Linked DNA regions of Homo sapiens: region 2 is linked to region 1. A link is a loop called in an ENCODE intact Hi-C map of the cell type or tissue named here. Cell type or tissue: IMR-90. All regions are shown on one strand. Each heading gives the region's core, and the rest is flanking DNA. Links, peaks and the distances in the headings are about the cores only. Region 1 overlaps FREM1 (FRAS1 related extracellular matrix 1). Region 2 has its middle 63 kb from the start of SNORD137.

What was found. A loop is a pair of places that touch in the nucleus more often than their neighbours do. Peaks named below come from ENCODE experiments on the same cell type or tissue, not always from the same donor. Only the 100,000 strongest peaks of a DNase experiment are listed, where the experiment ranks them.
Region 2: a loop joins it to region 1, with 14 times the contacts of the local background. A loop is called at or near these places in 13 of 110 quality-filtered maps.

Annotation. Positions count from the first base shown.
Region 1 is chr9:14,764,149-14,774,224 of GRCh38, forward strand. FREM1 (FRAS1 related extracellular matrix 1) reads right to left here. Exons shown (of 37, transcript NM_001379081.2): 26 at 6,457-6,658; 27 at 5,576-5,720. Among named protein-coding and RNA genes, the nearest start is that of CER1, 46 kb to the left of the region's middle. In IMR-90, for the core only: a CTCF peak has its summit at 4,559 (motif pointing left); no DNase peak of the experiment used is centred there.
Region 2 is chr9:13,030,005-13,040,779 of GRCh38, forward strand. It overlaps the pseudogene LOC100130801. Among named protein-coding and RNA genes, the nearest start is that of SNORD137, 63 kb to the left of the region's middle. RefSeq lists an enhancer at 7,565-8,081. In IMR-90, for the core only: a CTCF peak has its summit at 4,376 (motif pointing right); no DNase peak of the experiment used is centred there; H3K27me3 peaks cover 280 bases.

The DNA.
Region 1 (10,076 bases), core at 1,735-6,734:
CCCTTTTCACTTGGCTCTCATTCTCTCTTGCCTGCCACCATGTAAGACTTGCCTTTTGCCTTCTGCCATGCTTGTGAGTCCTCCCCAACTATTTGAAACTATGAGTTCATTAAACCTCTTTTTCTTTATAAATTACCCAGTCTCAGGTATGTCTTTATTAGCAGTGTGAAAGCAGACTAATACAACCATCGAAAATATTTTTCTCCCCAACCTTACTAACATCATCTGTCACACACTTGGAAAAAATTGCTAGGCTAGATGATCCTCACATGTTTTCTCTAGCCCTGACTTATTCTGGATTCTTTGACTATTGTTAGGCTTTATTAGCATAGAGAGAAAGATGGCATTGATAAATGAGCATTCTAACATAATTCATAATTTCTTAAAACATATGTATGCTATTTTCTAAGGCATGCGTGTAATTCTTAACATTTGGCATTTTCTGGAGATGGTATTCGTTGCCACAACTGGGAAGAGGATGGTGCTGGCCTTCAGCTGAGAGAGGCCTGGGGTGCTGCTGAATGTTCTGCAGTGCTCAGGAGACTCCCCTGTGACACCGAATGGTCTGTTTCAAAATGCCTATAGTGCCAATGTTGAGACACCCGGTCCTGGAGTAATAAATATGTTCTTTCTGATATTTTATTTTCTAGCTACTTGATTCATTTATGATGAAACAAGAAGCTGAAAGAAATACCTGGAGTTAAATCACCAGTTTAGGAATTGGGGCATTAATCCAGGTTAACAAGAGTCTGTGAAAAAGATATTTAGCCTGTCTATGCCTCAGTTTCCTTTCTTCCTATAATAATGTCATTATTACAAAATGCAATAATGATAAGTCTGTACTTCAAAGGGGTTAAGTGAACCTTCATGAATTCTCATTAAGTATTTTGAGCTTCTCAGCAAAAGGTTTACAGAAGCTAAAATTGTGATTAAATTACTATCCTTATAACTATATCTTCATTTATAATCAAGTAGCATGTGACAAGAATTCCTGAAAATGTTAAAAAAATATTTTTTCAAGTATCCAATCTAAGACTTCTCAATTCATAGATGATGCTATTAAACTCCGTAATCGAATGCTATGAACACCTGTGTTTTCATTTTTCTCTTTTTCTCTTGATAATGGGGAAACAGTGTTTAGCCAAGAGGCAGCATAGTGTGCACCCAAAACAAGTGCTTTAGAATCAAGCACACCTTGTAACCACTGATTAGTATGTGATTTAGTGTGTGATTACGGTCAGTTACTCAGTCTCTCTGGGCCTCGGTTTTCATTATCTTAAAAATGAGGAGAATTACACTCATGTAAAATGATTAAAATTAAAATTAGTTAGTATGTATAAAGCACCTGTACACAGTGGGTGCCCAATAAATGCTATTTTCCTTCCCTTCCTCTGTGCTTTCCTAAGATCTAGTCTGAAGACAAAAACCTTAACTCCTGGCTTGCAGGTAATGTGCAGGTATTAGCTAGCCAAACACCTTCCCCTATCAGGTGTTTCATAAAAGCTGCTAAACATTGCAACGTTTGCCTGATGGAAATTCCTTTTAGTCTTCTGTCCCTTCTCTTTTAAAGCCAAAAATGGACAACAGAACAGTTAGAATGTGAGTTGCCAGAGGGAGGTGAAGAATCAGAGTGCAGAACCGGAGAAACAGTCACTGAATTATCAAAGACTTCTGCATTCAACATTGCTTTTGAAGTTCACTTTTCTCCAGTGGGCACAAGAAAGAGGTCCACGTAGAAGCTGTATTAGGAAAACAACTTTGGTCAGAAGTTGGCCACATTCTGTGGTCCACAAAAGTGCTTTTCATGAATGATGTGGGTCCTGTGTAACTTAGTTTGGGGCTTCTGCGGATCATCTTGGAGATTCAACTTGGACTAGAAAACAGGCACAAGCTTGTCAAGGGGTGCAGCCAGGGGGTGAGGCAATAAGATGCGCACTCACTTAGGTCTGGAGGTCAGGGTTCACTCTCCAGTGACTTCAGGATAATTACTTAAAAGCCTTGAGCTTTATTTCCTTATCCTCAGAGGATTGTGTTTTGCAGATAAAATTAGACAACTCATGAAAACACTTAGCACAGTGCCTGAAATGTAGGCACTTAGCTAAATCTAAATCTTTACGCAAATTTCCAAGGATATCAGCATTATAAAATAATTTCTATTTACAATAAAGTGACTCCCAGATGCATTCCATGAAAAATTGGTTCCCTGAGCTATTCTGCCTGTGTGTGGGGTGGCAGGTAGAGAGAGGTGATTCTATAGCCCAGTTGGGTTGAGGTTTGCTGCGTAGGCTTCATTTCTGAGAGATTCCCAATCCACACGCACATCTCGATGATTCCAGGATGTGATGCAGTTAAACAAGCACGCAAGCTAGCTAGCTGGCAGTAACTTGATGAATCTCACGAAACAAGCATTTCCTAATGCTTTTTAGAGTGGAGCATCTATTCATCCTTCAGGACTCCACAGGAATCCTGCAATAGCCAAAACTGACCAACAGTCAAGATTCTGAATTTTCCACTGAACATGGGTCCTTCCCGTGCTCTAAAACAGGTCCATTTCTGTTCCAGATGGCACCCCGCAGTCCCTTGAGCTTTATCACAGAGGTTTCACCCCTTCAAATATGGGGAATATGAATCTATTAATCCTGTCTAAGCCAAAGAACACCACAAAGTTCCACAGCGTTTAGCTCATTGATTAATATGCATATTGACTGTTCACTTTGTGATTCATCCCAGGATCAATTTCTAATTAGAGGCAGGCTTTCTAATCCACCAAATGTTTCCGGGATACTTCTTCAGTCAATTATTGTACCTACATGAATTAACTACAACAGTAATCACCACAAGTTGCATTTGTTAAGGAGTTTAAATACACAAGATGCTTTCATATACGTTACACATTTCTTTTGTTTTTCTAAACAAATTGTAGTATCGCTCCCATTTTACAGAAGAGATAACTAAGGCTTGAACAGTTACTAGATGAAGGGCAGAGCCAAAGCTCAAACCTTGTCCTCTAGCTCCAAGTTCGGTGGTTTATTATCTATAGTATAAATTCTAGTGTGTTAGATACGAAGTGCACACTAATATAGAGATCTATAATGTACATGTTAAAAAATCCCACTGAACTTTAAGGTCCTATATGAGTAAGTATTCCTTCTTTCTTGCTTGGGTGGCCAATGTCTGAAGAGAAAGAAGAAGACAAGTCTGGTGTTCCATTCCCTTCAGGCCAGATTAGCACAGTCCTTAAAATGGGCAAGAAGTTCTTCAGTGTGCTGAGAAAAATCATGCACTCTAAAGCTGCATTTCCACTTAGAAAAGTCACTTTCTAGCTCTGTCCTCAGTTTTCTCATCTGTAAATTTCAGATTATGATGGTACCTGACTCATAGGTGGTTCTGATGATTAAATGAATAGCAATGAAATAGAGCAAACACCAATTATATTGCAAATGGCTGTAATTTATATTGTACCTGTAACTACGTTCTGCCTGGCTGTCTTGGGAAGATGAACCACTATTCATAACCTTGCTTTTTACTGGAAAATTGTGCACCTAGTTCCAATAACATCTGCTTACAAATGGGGTTGAGGACAACTATACCGTTCAAAAATGATGATGATAAATGCTGAGTAATTTTACCCCCCCATCGCTTATAAAGAAAATAGCCTAATATATGTCAGAACCAAATAAAACTTCTCTCTATATTACCCCTTGGTAGGCATATGCCACAGCATTTTGTTCAGTCATGAACAAATGAACAAATTACGTCAAGTTGAACTGGAAACATCTCCAGCACAGACACATGAAAGTTAATAGCCAACAAAAGCAGGAGGATATTTAAATGGCCTCATTTAAGGTTATAATTAAATTAAGCAAATTTTGCTGTAATTCTCATATGAATTTGAGAGTATATTTAAAAATATAAATCATCTTCCAAAAGCAATGTCCTTGATAGTGACAAAGATTGAAAGGGGCTATGGGTGAAGCAGTATCAGCCTAGCATCATTACTGGGGGAAGAAAATCCTCTGTCAGCTACACTGCGCTCACACATGGAGGACAAGAGGTGAGCATTAGGTCAGTAGCAAGTCTGATCAACATTCCTATGTTTTCTTACTTGAATTATTTTTAAAATGTTAAAAAAAAAAAGTGAAGTCCACGTATTAACATTTTTGGAGCAGGTTTTTTTTTTTTTTTTTTACATTTTCTTGAGAATTGGAAGATATTTGTCTGACATTGCAAGTACTTGACATATTTTCCCATAAAGATTGTGATCCTGGGAATTATTTGTCTTAGGCAAAGACAGTTTAATGGGTGGAGGTCATATGTTTTACATTTTGTAATCTCGAGATTACATTTTAATATCACGGGCCAGGTCTACTTTGCTCTAACCTATTCCCCAGCTCCTAGTACTGTGCACCTGGCATATAGTAGCCACTCGATAAAAGTCTGTGGAGTTAATAAATCTGGGCCAGGCTCTGCATTTTATCGAGGCAACGGAGTGGGACGCTGGGAATGTGTTTTGCTAAGAAAAGGAGGCTAGCTTTTTTCTGACAATGACTACTGTGACCTCTGCTGGTCAGATTTTAGAACTACAATTCAGGATCCAAAAGAAAATGCAAGAATTCTGAAGACTGCAGAGGAGTTTCTCAGCTTTCTTTTCTTAATCTATACTCCATCATAAAAGGAGTATAACAGAGCACAGAGCTGTATCACTTATGATGCTTAGTATGACTAGGATATGGTGACTACTAAAACAAGGATAAGTGAACAACTTTTCTTTGGGGTTTCTGGGAGGGTATCAAAAACAAACAAACAAAATGAACAAACAAACAAACAAAAAACAGCACAGTACCAGAATAACTGGACTCTGACCGACCTTTCTATGACTATCTGTTAGCTGGTAAGATATTCAAGGTCTACATTCAAGAAAAGTCTAGAGTAGGGACCCAGTCAGTGAAATTGCTGTGGTCTGTTAATCTCGTTAATTTTGAAGATTTGTTACTCTTGCTATTTTGAGGGTCATACCCTTTATATACCTTCCAAAGTCTAGTTTCCTCTTTACATTATATTTGTCTTACATGGGATAAGTTTATCACCTTATAAACATACTGTCAAGTAATTGTAATTTTCTTCATAAGAGAAAGAGAAGATGTTTGGCTAACTCTTCTTGACTACCTCATTTCCCCGACTGCAGATATTTTAGAAGGCTATAGTTGCTAACACGGTCCTAGAGTGACCTCTTGCTGCACAATTGCTACATGAACCTGCAAACTCAGTGTTGGATGCTAGTGAATTGGTAAGACAGAACCCTCCCTGTGTATAAAAGTGTGTACCTTGACATGCATAATATGAACGTCAACTTAGCTTTTTAATGTTTCTGTACTCTGTAAAGCTACTGGCTTTCCTATTTTCAAGCAGTAATAAAAAGAAAATTCATTCTCCAAAATAAATTCCATGAGCTTGTGAAATGGTCTATTAATTTATCTTCTTGGGTTCTGTTTTAAAAAGAACATTTCACTTTCCTAATATTCAGATACATTATGGATGTAACATATAGGACTACTGAATAAGCAAGAGAATTTACATTTGAGGAGTGGCCGAGTTCCCTGTGGGGTCCATGATTTGAAATTCCACGGTATCTGAATTTACTTCCAAAGATGGGTTTATGATGTAAAGAATAGTCTTACTGTTTAAGTCCTTTTGGCTAAATTTCTCATGGATAAATTCACCTAAAAAAAGAAATAAATGAATATCATGGGTAATCAAACAAAACATTAAATAAAAGCTAATAAAATTGTATGGCTATTTTATTTTAAACACAGCTTTAAAAAACAGCTAAAGTACATTTTAAAACAAGAAATTAACATTACTGTAACTATCTTAAAACTCAAATGCAGCGAGCTTAAATTAGGCATTAAGTTGACTGCTTCAGAAATATTTGCCTTAAAAAAATGAAAATAAAGAGAAGGAGAGTAGAAAGATACAGTAATAAAAATCTGTAACTTGGTGCCATCCTGTTTAATGATGTATTATGATCATTGTGCTCATAAAGTAGAAATAATATACAATCCAGAGAATCCATTAGGAAAAAAACCAAGAACTTTTAAAAAAAGATCTGACATCATTTAGAGTCATTTAGAATTCATGACAGAATAAAAAATTAGTCACAAATAGGAAATTTGGTCCTGATATTATGTTCCTTTGAATATATTATAATCAGCTGTTGAGAAAAAAAATATAAATAAACAGTTGTATATCAGTATTTGGTTCTTCCAGTCAGGATAAATTTAGGAAGGCTCAGCTTCAAACCCTCTTTAGGAGCAATATTGATTTATAAACTGCATCTATCAGTAAGCCCTGGGGAGTGTTTACCAAATGGGCCTGCACTTAATTAAATTACTCTCTAGCCCTGCCAGCCACTGGGTATTTTAAAATGGCAATTGTAAGGATTAAGGAGGCCAGTACCTGTTGTTGTGTTCTCCAGATGTCCATGTTTTGGGCCTTGTAGAATTTTAAAGATGATCTGATCGTCCTCAGTGTCAGGGTCTGATGCCTTCAACACGCGGGAAGTGATGTAAATCCCGTAGCAGCCATTTTTCAGGAGCCCCACTTGAGAAGGGGAATGCAAGAGTGTGATACGAGGAGCTGTTTTGTCCAATTGGTCTACCTGGATCATCAACAATGACATAAAATGTTGTCCAAAGGCCCCTCACCCCCATGCAACGTTGGGCTTTATTGGTTCAACAATGACACACTGTCCCACGTTTTGGATTCCTTATACTCCTCACTAGTGGATTCCTGCTAAAGACAGTCCTGTTCACAACAGCCTCAGCAAATATCACAGTGCTTGGAACAGAGGCCAATTTTCCACTGTAAACCTTGACTCCACTTTATCAATTTGTCTATTGCTTGACTGCCACTTAGGATACAAGTTCCGAGAGGGCAGGCGTCAGGTCTTTCACCGCCATGGATTCCCTGCACTTGGCACAGTGCCTGAACCATAATAGAAGCCCAGGGAATGTCTATTAAATGAATACACTAAAATTGACCCAAGAATTCTAGAGCAGACTTCATGTTAACTCCACAGAAGAACTTCTCCTATTTTCCTGGTATTTAGTGATTTACAGACACAAAATTGTGAGGGTTTACAAATATATAGAAATTTTTTTGGCATGTCTTTTTTCAACTGGCAAAAATGTTGAATAAAAATAGAGATACCTCAGTAAGGAAAAAGTGAAAGGTGATTATTTCTAGACATTTGCATATTTCTTTCATTGAAGATGAGAGCCAGGTAGCTGAACAGGTGGACCAGATTTGTGAAGATGGTGGATGACATCTTCACAACCTACACTGTAGGTTCAAACACAACAAAGGACCTCGTTCAGTCTGTACGGAGCTCAGTGCATCTTGCATTTGCAAGATGACTGTTGTAGGTTATGGATGGAGCAGGTTTGGATGGATTAGAACAGATCCACCACTGATACTAGAAAACATGTACAAGAATCTTCATTCCCCTCACTCCTAATCTCTCGGTTCTTAATTTCATTTACACCAACCTGATACTACTGTAAATCTTAGTTTGCCCTAGCAAAGTAAAGAATTCTTGTCAATGATAAGACCATGTATATTTTTGTGTATTATGATACAATGAACTACTCTGTAGCTATTCAAAAGAATAAGGGAGAAAATGAATTGATGATGAAAAATTTCCACAATTTTGTGTTAACTGAAAAACCCTAGCAAGTTGCAGAATAGAATTCGAATATAATTATAATACTATTTTTGTTAAAAATATATATTTATCTATACATAATGTTTGTATAGACATAGGCAAAAATCTGGGAGCATTTGCACAAATGTGTTCATTTCTTTTGGGGTGGGGAAAGATTACAACTCCTCCTCTGTTTATTTCATGAGAAATTTTGTCACAACCAACCATTTTTTCCTCTCAAATTGGCAAGATTCTTAAAAAAAAACAGAAATAATTATAACTCATGATGATAAATATGTGAAGAAACAGATATTTTTATATTTTGCTGGTAGGGGTGCAAAACAGTGAAAATTTTTCTGTATCTTGCAGAAACAGATATGTATGCAAAAATGATTAGATATATATTCACCAAAATACTATTTATAATAGCAATTTACAAAAGGAATGAAAAGTCCACCAGGGGATTTATAAACCATCTCGACCTGAGACTGAGTTCCATGCAGCCTTTAAAAATCATGTTATCAGGAATATGATTAGTTATCAAGAACTATCAGGAATAGTTAATGACATAAGGAAATGTTCATAACACATGAAGATGGAAACAGGCAATATGCATAAAAAATAGTATATATAATATCATCCCATTTCTAATTGAACAAAATAAAAGAAAGCCACCAACAATAGGTTTTTGAGTGGTATGGTTGTCAAGAATTTTTTTTCTTGTAGTTTATGAATTATTTACAATACATAGTTATTTTATAAACTGAAAAAGCAACTGACATTTTCAAAAGTCACAGTCATTCTTCTCCTCTCCTGAAGAGTATGGGTGGCAACTTTCAAAGCAATGAGATTGGGTATTAAATTGTCATTGTGGCCCGTGAGGGAAGAAGCTCCCACAACCAAGTGGCCAGTAAGAGAGATGGTTAGTGGAAGAAGAGGAAAATTAAAGTACTTCTAAGCCATATAAGAAATACCCAGAGTTGATACTAAATGAATAGTTGAATGTAGATGGTTGTTTTATTTTGGTTTTGGATGTTATAATTCCTTAAAAATGAAAGTGTTACAAAAGTAATAAATGCCTGTCGTGATCATGTGTTTTTAAAAGGACATCTAAACTCTAGCAACACGGTCCCGTCATGTCTCTGGTCACATTAAAATATATCCTAGATCTTATTCAACTTCTAGCTTTGTCAAAAGTAGATCTTCTGGCTTAGTATCCCAGAAGCATTTTTAAATATTGGGTTGCAAGATTTTTTTTTAAAGAAAGCTCTGTCCCCTGATAACTTGTGTTGTATTTACAGAAAATGCACAGAAAGCAATGGCATCACATTTTTCTCGCTCACCTGACCCCTTTAAAGGAGAAGTACAGGTTGCATCAGTTGCAATAATCTTGGTCAGACAGAAAAGATTTCCTACCAAATGAATGTCAGGTTGTGCCTGCTGGTATCAGTCAAATACACCTGTGTGTTGCAGCAGTTTTGCCCTCAATTACTCAGGTACCACCAGAAGAATAGTTTACCCATAGTTGGGAGACTTATTTGGGACAGTTTATCACTCAACGGTGATCAACATCCATATTGTCTTGGCAGAAAAAGCTCTTGAAGGCAAGACACTGAGTGTCATCTCTCCTACACTGCTGGTGGGGTCAGTCACTTTCTAAAGCCTCTTGACTTCTCTGCTCAAAGAGACTGAGGGTTCTGGGGAATTATGGGAGGAATTTTGAAGCTTACCTTGTGGGGTTTTTACACGTAATGATTTTTTTTTTTTTTTGCAAGGAAAGCCTTATACTTTTGACAAAAAAAAAGAAACTTTACAATATATGTCCAACATTTTCCTATCAGTAAATTCCACAACTTCCAATAGATAACTCTCTTACAATAGCCATGCTCTTTAAGATGAGTGTTGGTGTTGGGAAAGACCTGATTCAAGTTCTGGTACTTTCCCCAATCTCCATCCTCTTTTCCATCTGTGCTATGGAGTGTAGGAAGGAACTCTAACATCTGCACTCAGAATTTAGAATTCGTATGAATTTGCAGCCAAAGAGACCCAGAAAAGTATCCCTGGTTGGACAGTACAGAGACTGGTATCAACCTAGGTTAGGGGAGTTAGGAATAAAAAAAAGACACTAACAGACTGAAAAGGGAAAGTGACTAAGATCAATTAAAACATATGATAAAAATAAAAACAATAATTTTAATACAAAGTGCTTCTTACTGTGTTCACGATGTCAATATCTTCTTTCTTCTCCCAGTGCATTATCATTTCTTTGCATTTTTTGGACCTCCTGACTGCCAAGGACTCATCCAGCATCCACTCTATGATCTCAAGACTTCCCTCATAGATAAGAGTCTGTGAGGCTTCATTTCATGTGTCA
Region 2 (10,775 bases), core at 2,350-7,349, 1.7 Mb before region 1:
TGGAGATTCATAATACACATTAGCAAATTAGAGATGCTTGAAAGTCCACAGTAAGGAGAACCTATTCAACTCAATGCTTCTCTGACGTGCCTGAACATGATGGTTGTTTTTTGGGGTTAGTTGTATATGTCTGTGTTGGGAGTCATTGGGGAGGAGAGGCCAGTTGTACTCTAATAATATCTCTACTACTGGTTTGCAAAATGCTGTTCATGGCAAACTAAGAAGTTTGAAGACTCCAATAGAATAAAACCTGAATGGAGCCTCCTGTAGTTGTGCAACATGTTGGCCTGTTTAGAGTTTGATCTATAATAAATAAGAAGCCATTTTAATTTTCGTACAGGAAACATACAGGGTAAAAGTGTCTGTTTTGATAGTGTTACCCTGACAGTGATAATGCTGAGTAAAGTTAATGAAGGAAAGAAAACACAGAGTAGTTGGGAAAGTATTGCTCTAGCCTAGGCAAGAATGCTTGAACCTCAACAACAGCAAAGGAAATGAACAGCCAAGGGAAGATATGAAAGATTACTAAAGAAGAATTTGCCAAACAAGAGAAATTGCCAGATATCTGGAACATGGGAAAGATACTAAATATTGAGTTGGAAGCAGTGGGTTGGTATTAAGGTGATAAATCAGAAATAACAACAAAAAAGTAAATAACATTATAACAAGCAAACTGAGGACAGGCAAGGACAGCGGATGAAATGGCAATAAGGATTGAAACAAAATTTTGGTTATGATATGAATAGCCTAGAGTGAAAACTTTAGGAGTTTATTACTCATTTTATAAGGAAGCTACTAAAGCTTTCTTAGTAGGGCATGGGAAGATTAGCAGTATATTTTTGTAAGCTTTGTTGGGTACCAGTGTAGTTTAGAATTAACTGGAGAAGGGAGACAGTGGAGCAGTGTCTAAGAGACAACAGTGGGAAAAGGAAAGAGGAGAGACTCAAGCTGTTTCACTGCTAGAATATGGCAACAGGCAGGGCCAAGTTTATAGCAAGCACTCACAGGTACAGAAAAGTCAAGCATGGGCCGGGCGCGGAGGCTCACGCCTGTAATCCCAGCACTTTGGAGGGCCGAGGCGGGCGGATCACGAGGTCAGGAGATCGTGACCATCCTGGCTAACACGGTGGAAAGCCCATCTCTACTTAAAAAAAAAAAAAAAAAAAAAAAAAAAATTAGCTGGGCGTGGTCGTGGGCGCCTATAGTCCCAGCTACTCGGGAGGCTGCACTCCAGCCTGGGCGACAGATACTCCGTCTCAAAAAAAACAAAACAAAAACAAAAACAAAAACAAAAATCAAGCATGATAATATTGTTATCAAAATATCAGAATGGAAAGAGGGGGAAGGCAGTCAAAGTTAAGGGTGGAGGCAGCAGGTGAATCAGAACAGATTCTCAGTTCCATCTGGAACAAGTTAAGTTTGAGTAGCTGGTGGGTTAATCAGGAAGACACATTCTGCAGACAGCCAAAGCTGAAGGGAGATGAAGATTGTAGAGACAATTAGGTTATCACTGAGGTTAAAAGTACCAAACAAGACTGTCCTGCCTCCACGACTTACTCTCTGTGTGACTCTGTGAAAGTTACTTATCTTTTCTGTGACTCAGTTTTCTCTCTCTCTTTTTTTTTTTTTTGAGTTGGAGTCTCACACTGTTGCCCAGGCTGGAGTGGAGTGGTGCAATCTCGGCTCACTGCAACCTCTGCCTCCCAGGTTCAAGCCAGTCTCCTTGCCTCAGCCTCCCAAGTAGCTGGGATTACAGGTTCCCACCACCACGCTCCGCTAATTTTTGTATTTTTATTAGAGTCAGGGTTTCACTATGTTGGCCAGGCTGGTCTTGAACTCCTCACCTCAGGCAATCCTCCCACCTCAGCCTCCCAAAGTGCTGGGATTACAGGCATGAGCCACCGTGCCTGGCAGAAAATAACATTTTAATTTTGTCATCATGTTTACATAAGTTCCAATTTTTTTTAGGTCATGTAAATATAGAGCAATTTAGGCAGAGAATAATTTCAATTATTGACCACAAGAATTGTTTGTTTGTTTGTTTTAAAGAAAGATTTTTTTCTTTTCTCTCAAAATGGTACTGTGACCATAAAGACATTTTCCTATAAATTCATAAAGAAAATAAAGATAGTTTGGTGCTTAACACTCGAGACACCTGGAGGTAAAATAAATAGTTGCCAAGGATTGTATTTACAATTATATTTTATATGAAGTAACACATGGTCTTATTAGCTTCAGTTTAATATAATTCTCCCTGCAAATGTCAGTGGAAGTGAAAAGAATCTTCCAAAGAAGCTGAACCGGAAGCCGATATGCTTACAAGCATGGGCGTTGGGTTGTGTTTTGATTTGGTAGGGAAAGTAATGGAAAACTCTGGGCTTCCTAGGTCCCTCTTCCTTGACGTATAGGCCACAGTGATTTGGCAAAAGCAGAACTGAAGCAGAACTTTCTGAATTTTTTCAGCGGTAGTATATGACCCCATTATACACACCAACTGTGTGGGCTGAGCACGTGTGAGCAATGGAAGTGAACAACCTAACACAAGATGAGACAAGGATGATTTAGTGAAGAGTCGCAACGCCTTGAGAACATAGCCATAAAGCAGGTTTATTTTCCCAATCATTGTTAACAAATATGCTCTGCTCATTAAGATCACATTTTTTTTTCAAGCTTGTTAGCTCATCTGATCATATAAATTTTCACTTGTTTTATGTCATTAGAGGAGTTCCTTTTTCCCGCTCCGGCGCCTCATTGTTGGAGCAGGGCCATCTCCACATGGGACTTCAGGGAGGGAGGCTGCCGCTCTCCCTGAACGCTGCGATCGCTGAGGCCTAGAGGCTGGGTATGAACACAAGTGTTCTTCCAGCTTCCTACTACCTGCTGTTTTTGAGTCTAAAATTATCAGAGATTGTTCATATTTATTCATTTATTTTTGAGATAGAGTCTCACTCTGTCGCCCAGGCTGGAGTGCAATGGCACAGTCTCGGCTCACTGCAACCTCTGCCTGCCGGGTTCAAGCAATTCTCCTGCCTCAGCCTCCTGAGCAGCTGGGATCACAGGCGTGCGCCACCATGCCCAGCTAATTTTTTGTATTTTTAGTCCAGACAGGGTTTCATGAGGCTGGTCAGGCTGGTCTCAAACTCCTGACCTCGTGATCTGCCCACCTCGGCCTCCCAAAGTGCTGGGATTACAGTCATGAGCCACTGCGCCTGGCCCTAATATTTATTATATGCATGACCCTGAAGTGGCCAGGAAAAGCTGAGATTGGGAGGTAAACCAGACAAATGAAACTATAACAGGGCCAGGATTAGAAATCTCCTCCCAAATTCCCACTTCATGGCTCAACTACTAACTAAAACCCTGGTGCTCCTCTGAGCAATAGGAAGTTAAGTAAATTTTCCAAAGCCATTAAGAAAGCTATGCTTGTTTAAACTCTCAGTGTAACCTGAAATAGTTTGAAACAACTGTTTAGAAAAAGTGGGGAATAAACGCTATAGAGGGAAAGTAGGAAATAATAACATAGATAAACAGGCAATAAACAAGAAAATGGCTTTTGTATCAAAGACAGACAGAAAACATTTTTTTCTTGATGGTTCACTTTCCACACATGGAAGTTAAGCTTAACAAAAGAAGAACTGTTTTCTGTCTTTCCCATCTTTATCTGTATCCCTCGGCACCAACAGTAGTACCTACCACACAACTGGCTCTCAATAAATAATTTGAATCAATGAATCAATTGATAATTTTGGCCAGATTTTTAAATAGATTATGGACAAAATTGATACGAGTAATAGTGATACAGCGGTAGTACCTGGCACATAATTGGCTCTCAATAAATAATTTGAATCAATCAACCAATTAATAATTTTAGCCAGATTTTAAAGAGGTTATGGACAAGTGATACAAGTAATAGGATCAACACAGGTTTTCAATACAATAATTAGATTATAGCACTGAACGTCTCTGTCAAATATTAAATGCTCTCATTTAGCTTCCAGATGTTCTTTTCATTCCTGCATTAGAATATTTATCAGACTGCTGTAGCCATTTGTTCACATGTCTGTCTGCCCCACTAGACCACCACGCCTGCCTTTCTCCTGCTTGTATGTGTCTGGCACATAGCGTTCAATAAATATTTGATGAGTGAAGGAACAAATAATAGGTACCTGGAGAGCAAACATTCCAGATGCGTTACTAATTGAGATGTCAGAAATCCTTCAACTTTTCGATGAAAAAACAACCGTAGGGTAATATGCTTCTCAAGGTTTCTCAGGCCCGATGAACGATTTTGGTTTATTTTTCCATTCCTCAAATGCAGTGGCGGGGAAAAACGCGTTTCTTCCGCTGAAGTTACAGAGATGAGCACATGATGGCGCTCGCGCTGCACCGTAAACCCAGAAGCAGCTGAGCAGTGTGGATCCCTGGGCTCCTCCACGTCCCTCCCTCTCCTCTTCTGCCCCCATTCTTCTGCTGTTTCCCCTCCGATCCTCCCTCCTACCCATCCATTCAAGCTCCATACATATTAACAGTTGCCAAGAAGCTGTCAGAACGGAACTGGGGTACTGTCCACCTGAAGCTGGTATTTTCTTTGTTCTGTGACAGGCCAAATTCTGTGTACTCCTTTTTTTTTTTTTTTTAGAAGAACATTTTGAATGCTGTTTAAATTGTGTATCTGTAGTTCAGGATAGTTATTTTTACTTTGCCCTTCATTGGCCCCTGCAAGTACCTATCCTTCCTAAGCAAAATAACCAAGAGAGCAAATGGTGTCCTAAGTCATTATAATCCCCTCAGCTAGGGAAATTGAAACCTAAGCCTTTGCCAACATATACAGAAGAAGTAGACAGTTACAGACGATTGCTACGTTCAGTGCAGATTGGAAAAGTTGGAGAACAAAAATAAGTTACATGATAATCACTTACCTGTTAAGAATTAAAAGTGAGTTTAGAAAGTAGATAACTAATGCAGTTTTAAAAAATGGAAAGAGTAGCCCGGCATGGTGGCTTGTGCCTGTAGTCCCAGCTGCTACAGAGTCTGAGCAGGGAGGATCACTTGAGCCCAGGAGGTCGAGGCTGCCGTGAGACATGATCACGCTACTGCACTTTAGCCTGGGTGGATGACAGAGAGACCCTATCTCAAAAAAAAAAAAAAAAAAGAAAGAAAGAAAGGGAATGGGGATAGAAGTTTTTAATTCAGTCTTTAAAGTGGGGTTTTCTTTTCTTTTTGATTGAGGCAAGCATTATATACGAGGGCTTGCTCCAAGGTTTATGTTTTGTTATAATTTACATTTAATAAAGTGTATTCATTTAAGGAAATAATCCAGTGAGTTTTGACAAATGTGTATACACTAATGTAAAACACTGCCACAATCAAGACGCATGACTTTTCCAATGCGTGAGAATGTTTCCTCATGATCTCTCAGGCCAGTCCCTGCCCTCACTGGTTTCTATTACCTGAGAACACTTCTACCTGACTTTGACCTTCATGTAAATGGACTCACACAGTATACATGCGTTTTTTGTGTCTGGCTTCTTTTGCCCAATATATTTTTGATGTTCATCCACACTGTAGAGTGCATTTGTACTTTATTCTTTTATTGCTGAATAGTGTTCAACTATATGAACATAATTTTTTATTCGTTTTCTTCGTAAATCCTTAAAATGTTTCCAGTTTTGACTACTATCACTAAAGCTTCCATAAACATTCTTATATATGTATTTGTGTGGATATATGCTTTCTTTTATTTAGGTGAATACCTAAGAGTGGAATTGCTGGGTCATAGGGAAGTTGTAGGTGTTTAATATTACAAGACACTGCCAACATTTTTCAAAGTGGTGGTGTTCCTTTCCTAGGAATTCCATAACAAAATACCAAAAACTGGGTGGATCAGAACAAGAGAAATTTATTCTCTGAGTTCAGGAGTCCAGGAGTCCAGTATCAAGGTGTTCTCAGAGCCACACTCCCTCTGACAGCTCTAGGAAAGAATCCTTCCTTGCCCCTTCCAACTTCTGGTGGTTGCTGGCAACCCTTGGCATTCCTTAGTTTGTGGCAGCATAATTTCAATCTCTGCCTCAAGCTCATCTGTCTTCACTTGGCCTCTTCCCTGTATGTCTCCTCTGTGTCTCTGTGTATCAATTTCCATCCTCTAATAAGGACACCAGTCATTTGATTTAGGACCCATTCTAAACCAGCATGACCTCATTATAACTTGATTACACCTGTAAATATCCCATTTTCAAATAAGGTCACATTCTGAGGTTCCAGTTAGACATGAAGTTGGGGGACACTATTCAACCCCATACAGTGGTTGAACAGTTTTACAATTTCCACCACATGTATGAGAATTCCAGTTTCTTCACATCCTCAGCAGTGCTGGATATTGTCATTGTCAATTCTAAAATTTTAGCCATTGTTGTGTGTGTGTAGTGGTACCTCATTTGGGCTTCAAATTTCAATTCCCAGATAACAATTGATGTTGAGCTTCTTTTCATGAACTTGGCCATTTAGGGATCTTCCTTTAGAAAAGTATCTGTCTTTTGCTCATTTAAAAATTAGGCTATTTTTCTTCTTTTAAATTGATTTTTAGGAGTTTTTTATGTCATTTTTAGGAGAGATAAATCGTTTGTCGGATACATGTATTGCAAATACTTTGTCTCCCAATCTGTGACTTCACTTTTCATTTCCTCTTTTTTTTTTTCTTTCTGAGATGGAGTCTCACTGTGTTGCCCAGGCTGGAGTGCAGTGGCACAATCTCGGCTCACTACAACCTCCACCACCCAGGTTCAAGCCATTCTCCTGCCTCAGCCTGCCAAGTAGCTGGGATTACAGGTGGCGATCACTGCAACCTGGCTAATATTTTGTATTTTTAGTAGAGATGGGGTTTTACCATGTTGGCCAGGCAGGTCTCAAACTCCTGACCTTAAGTGATCCACCCCCTGGGTCTCTCAAAGTGCTGGGATTACAGGTGTAAGCCACCATGCCCGGACCACTTTTCATTTTCTACAGTCTTTCAATCAATGGAAGTTTAATTCAGGTAAAGTCAAATTTTTAACTCTTTCCTTTATATTTATTGCTTTTTGTGTCCCCTCTGAGCAATCCACCCAAACTTAAAGCTGCAAAAATATTGCATTTTCCTCCAGAAGCTCTATAGTTTTACGGTACCACAATGATTCTAAGAGACCTGCAGCCCTAACCACATAGCTAAAACTATAATCTATCCTAAACTGATTTTTGCATATGCTGTAAGAATTAAAGTTCATTTTTTCCCCACATTTGTGTAGTTGTTGTGGCTCTATTTGTTGAAAAGAAACTTCTTTCTCCATTAAACAGCATTAACTGAAAAATTGTTGACTGTTTACGTTGTGTTGAAAATTAATTAATGGCATATATTTTGTTCCAACCATCTCCTTGCCTGCTCACGCCATATTGTTTAGGTTACTATCATTTTATAGTCTTAAAGTCAGATAGTGTGAGTCGTCCAACATTGTTCTTTTGACGGGTAGTATCGTCTCTTATAGATACTTTTCATTTGCATGTAAATTTCAGAATTAACTTTTCCGTTTCCACCAAAAAAGAAAAAATACCTTTTTGGATTTCACTGGGATTAAATTGAATTTATAGTAAGTAGGCTTTTTAATAGTTAATTTGTAAAACCCATTTCTTGCTCAGAAAGCCTCATCTTCTAATCTTATTTAATTTTCCCAAAAGTGTCTTGTTTTTGAAAAATATGTATAAATGTCTCAAGCCAGATCAGAACCTATTTTGAAAATCTTGGAAATCATCCAATCCATTTTAAGCAACTCTGCCTTGAAAAAAGAAACTTCTTCCCGATAATTTAAGTCTGTGGAAAGATTTTTCTGACATTAAAAAATGTACATACTTGGAGGGAGGAGCCAAGATGGCCGAATAGGAACAGCTCCGGTCTACAGCTCCCAGCGTGAGCGACGCAGAAGACGGGTGATTTCTGCATTTCCATCTGAGGTACCGGGTTCATCTCACTAGGGAGTGCCAGACAGTGGGCGCAGGCCAGCGGGTGCGCGCACCGTGCTCGAGCCGAAGCAGGGCGAGGCATTGCCTCACTCGGGAAGCGCAAGGGGTCAGGGAGTTCCCTTTCCGAGTCAAAGAAAGGGGTGACGGACGCACCTGGAAAATCGGGTCACTCCCACCCGAATACTGCGCTTTTCTGACCGGCTTAAGAAACGGCGCACCACGAGACTATATCCCACACCTGGCTCGGCGGGTCCTACGCCCACGGAGTCTCGCTGATTGCTAGCACAGCAGTCTGTGATCAAACTGCAAGGCGGCAGCGAGGCTGGGGGAGGGGCGCCCGCCATTGCCCAGGCTTGCTTAGGTAGACAAAGCAGCCGGGAAGCTCGAACTGGCTGGAGCCCACCACAGCTCAAGGAGGCCTGCCTGCCTCTGTAGGCTCCACCTCTGGGGGCAGGGCACAGACAAACAAAAAGACAGCAGTAACCTCAGCAGACTTAAATGTCCCTGTCTGACAGCTTTGAAGAGAGCAGTGGTTCTCCCAGCACGCAGCTGGAGATCTGAGAACGGGCAGACTGCCTCCTCAAGTGGGTCCCTGACCCCTGACCCCCGAGCAGCCTAACTGGGAGGCACCCCCCAGCAGGGGCACACTGACATCTCACATGGCAGCATATTCCAACAGACCTGCAGCTGAGGGTCCTGTCTGTTAGAAGGAAAACTAACAAACAGAAAGGACATCCACACCAAAAACCCATCTGTGCATCATCATCATCAAAGACCAAAAGTAGATAAAACCACAAAGATGAGGAAAAAAGAGAACAGAAAAACTGGAAACTCTAAAAAGCAGAGCGCCTCTCCTCCTCCAAAGGAACGCAGTTCCTCACCAGCAACGGAAGAAAGCTGGATGGAGAATGACTTTGACGAGCTGAGAGAAGAAGGCTTCAGACAATCAAATTACTCTGAGCTACGGGAGGACATTCAAACCAAAGGCAAAGAAGTTGAAAACTTTGAAAAAAATTTAGAAGAATGTATAACTAGAATAACCAATACAGAGAAGTGCTTAAAGGAGCTGATGGAGCTGAAAACCAAGGCTCGAGAACTACGTGAAGAATGCAGAAGCCTCAGGAGCCGATGCGATCAACTGGAAGAAAGGGTATCAGCAATGGAAGATGAAATGAATGAAATGAAGCGAGATGGGAAGTTTAGAGAAAAAAGAATAAAAAGAAATGAGCAAAGCCTCCAAGAAATATGGGACTATGTGAAAAGACCAAATCTACGTCTGATTGGTGTACCTGAAAGTGATAGGGAGAATGGAACCAAGTTGGAAAACACTCTGCAGGATATTATCCAGGAGAACTTCCCCAATCTAGCAAGGCAGGCCAACATTCAGATTCAGGAAATACAGAGAACGCCACAAAGATACTCCTCAAGAAGAGCAACTCCAAGACACATAATTGTCAGATTCACCAAAGTTGAAGTGAAGGGAAAAACGTTAAGAGCAGCCAGAGAGAGAGGTCGGGTTACCCTCAAAGGGAAGACCATCAGACTAACAGCAGATCTCTTGGCAGAAACCCTACAAGCCAGAAGAGAGTGGGGGCCAATATTCAACATTCTTTAAGAAAAGAATTTTCAACCCAGAATTTCATATCCAGCCAAAGTAAGCTTCATAAGTGAAGGAGAAATAAAATCCTTTACAGAAAAGCAAATGCTGAGAGATTTTGTCACCACCAGGCCTGCCCTAAAAGAGCTCCTGAAGGAAGCGCTAAACATGGAAAGGAACAACGGGTACCAGCCGCTGCAAAATCATGCCAAAATGTAAAGACCATCGAGACTAGGAAGAAACTGCATCAACTAACGAGCAAAATAACCAGCTAACATCATAATGACAGGATCAAATTCACACATAACAATATTAACTTTAAATGTAAATGGACTAAATGCTCCAATTAAAAGACATAGACTGGCAAATTGGATAAAGAGTCAAGACCCATCAGTGTGCTGTATTCAGGAAACCCATCTCACGTGCAGAGACACACATAGGCTCAAAATAAAAGGATGGAGGAAGATCTACCAAGCAAATGGAAAACAAAAAAAGGCAGGGGTTGCAATCCTAGTCTCTGATAAAACAGACTTTAAACCAACAAAGATCAAAAGAGACAAAGAAGGCCATTACATAATGGTAAAGGGATCAATTCAACAAGAAGAGCTAACTATCCTAAATATATATGCACCCAATACAGGAGCACCCAGATTCATAAAGCAAGTCCTGAGTGACCTACAAAGAGACTTAGACTCCCACACATTAATAATGGGAGACTTTAACAGCCCACTGTCAACATTAGACAGATCAACGAGACAGAAAGTCGACAAGGATACCCAGGAATTGAACTCAGCTCTGCACCAAGCAGACCTAATAGACATCTACAGAACTCTCCACCCCAAATCAACAGAATATACATTTTTTTCAGCACCACACCACACCTATTCCAAAATTGACCACATAGTTGGAAGTAAAGCTCTCCTCAGCAAATGTAAAAGAACAGAGATTATAACAAACTTATCTCTCAGACCACAGTGCAATCAAACTAGAACTCAGGATTAAGAATCTCACTCAAAACCGCTCAACTTCTTGGAAACTGAACAACCTGCTCCTGAATGACTACTGGGTACATAACGAAATGAAGGCAGAAATAAAGATGTTCTTTGAAACCAACGAGAACAAAGACACAACATACCAGAATCTCTGGAACACATTCAAAGCAGTGTGTAGAGGGAAATTTATAGCACTAAAT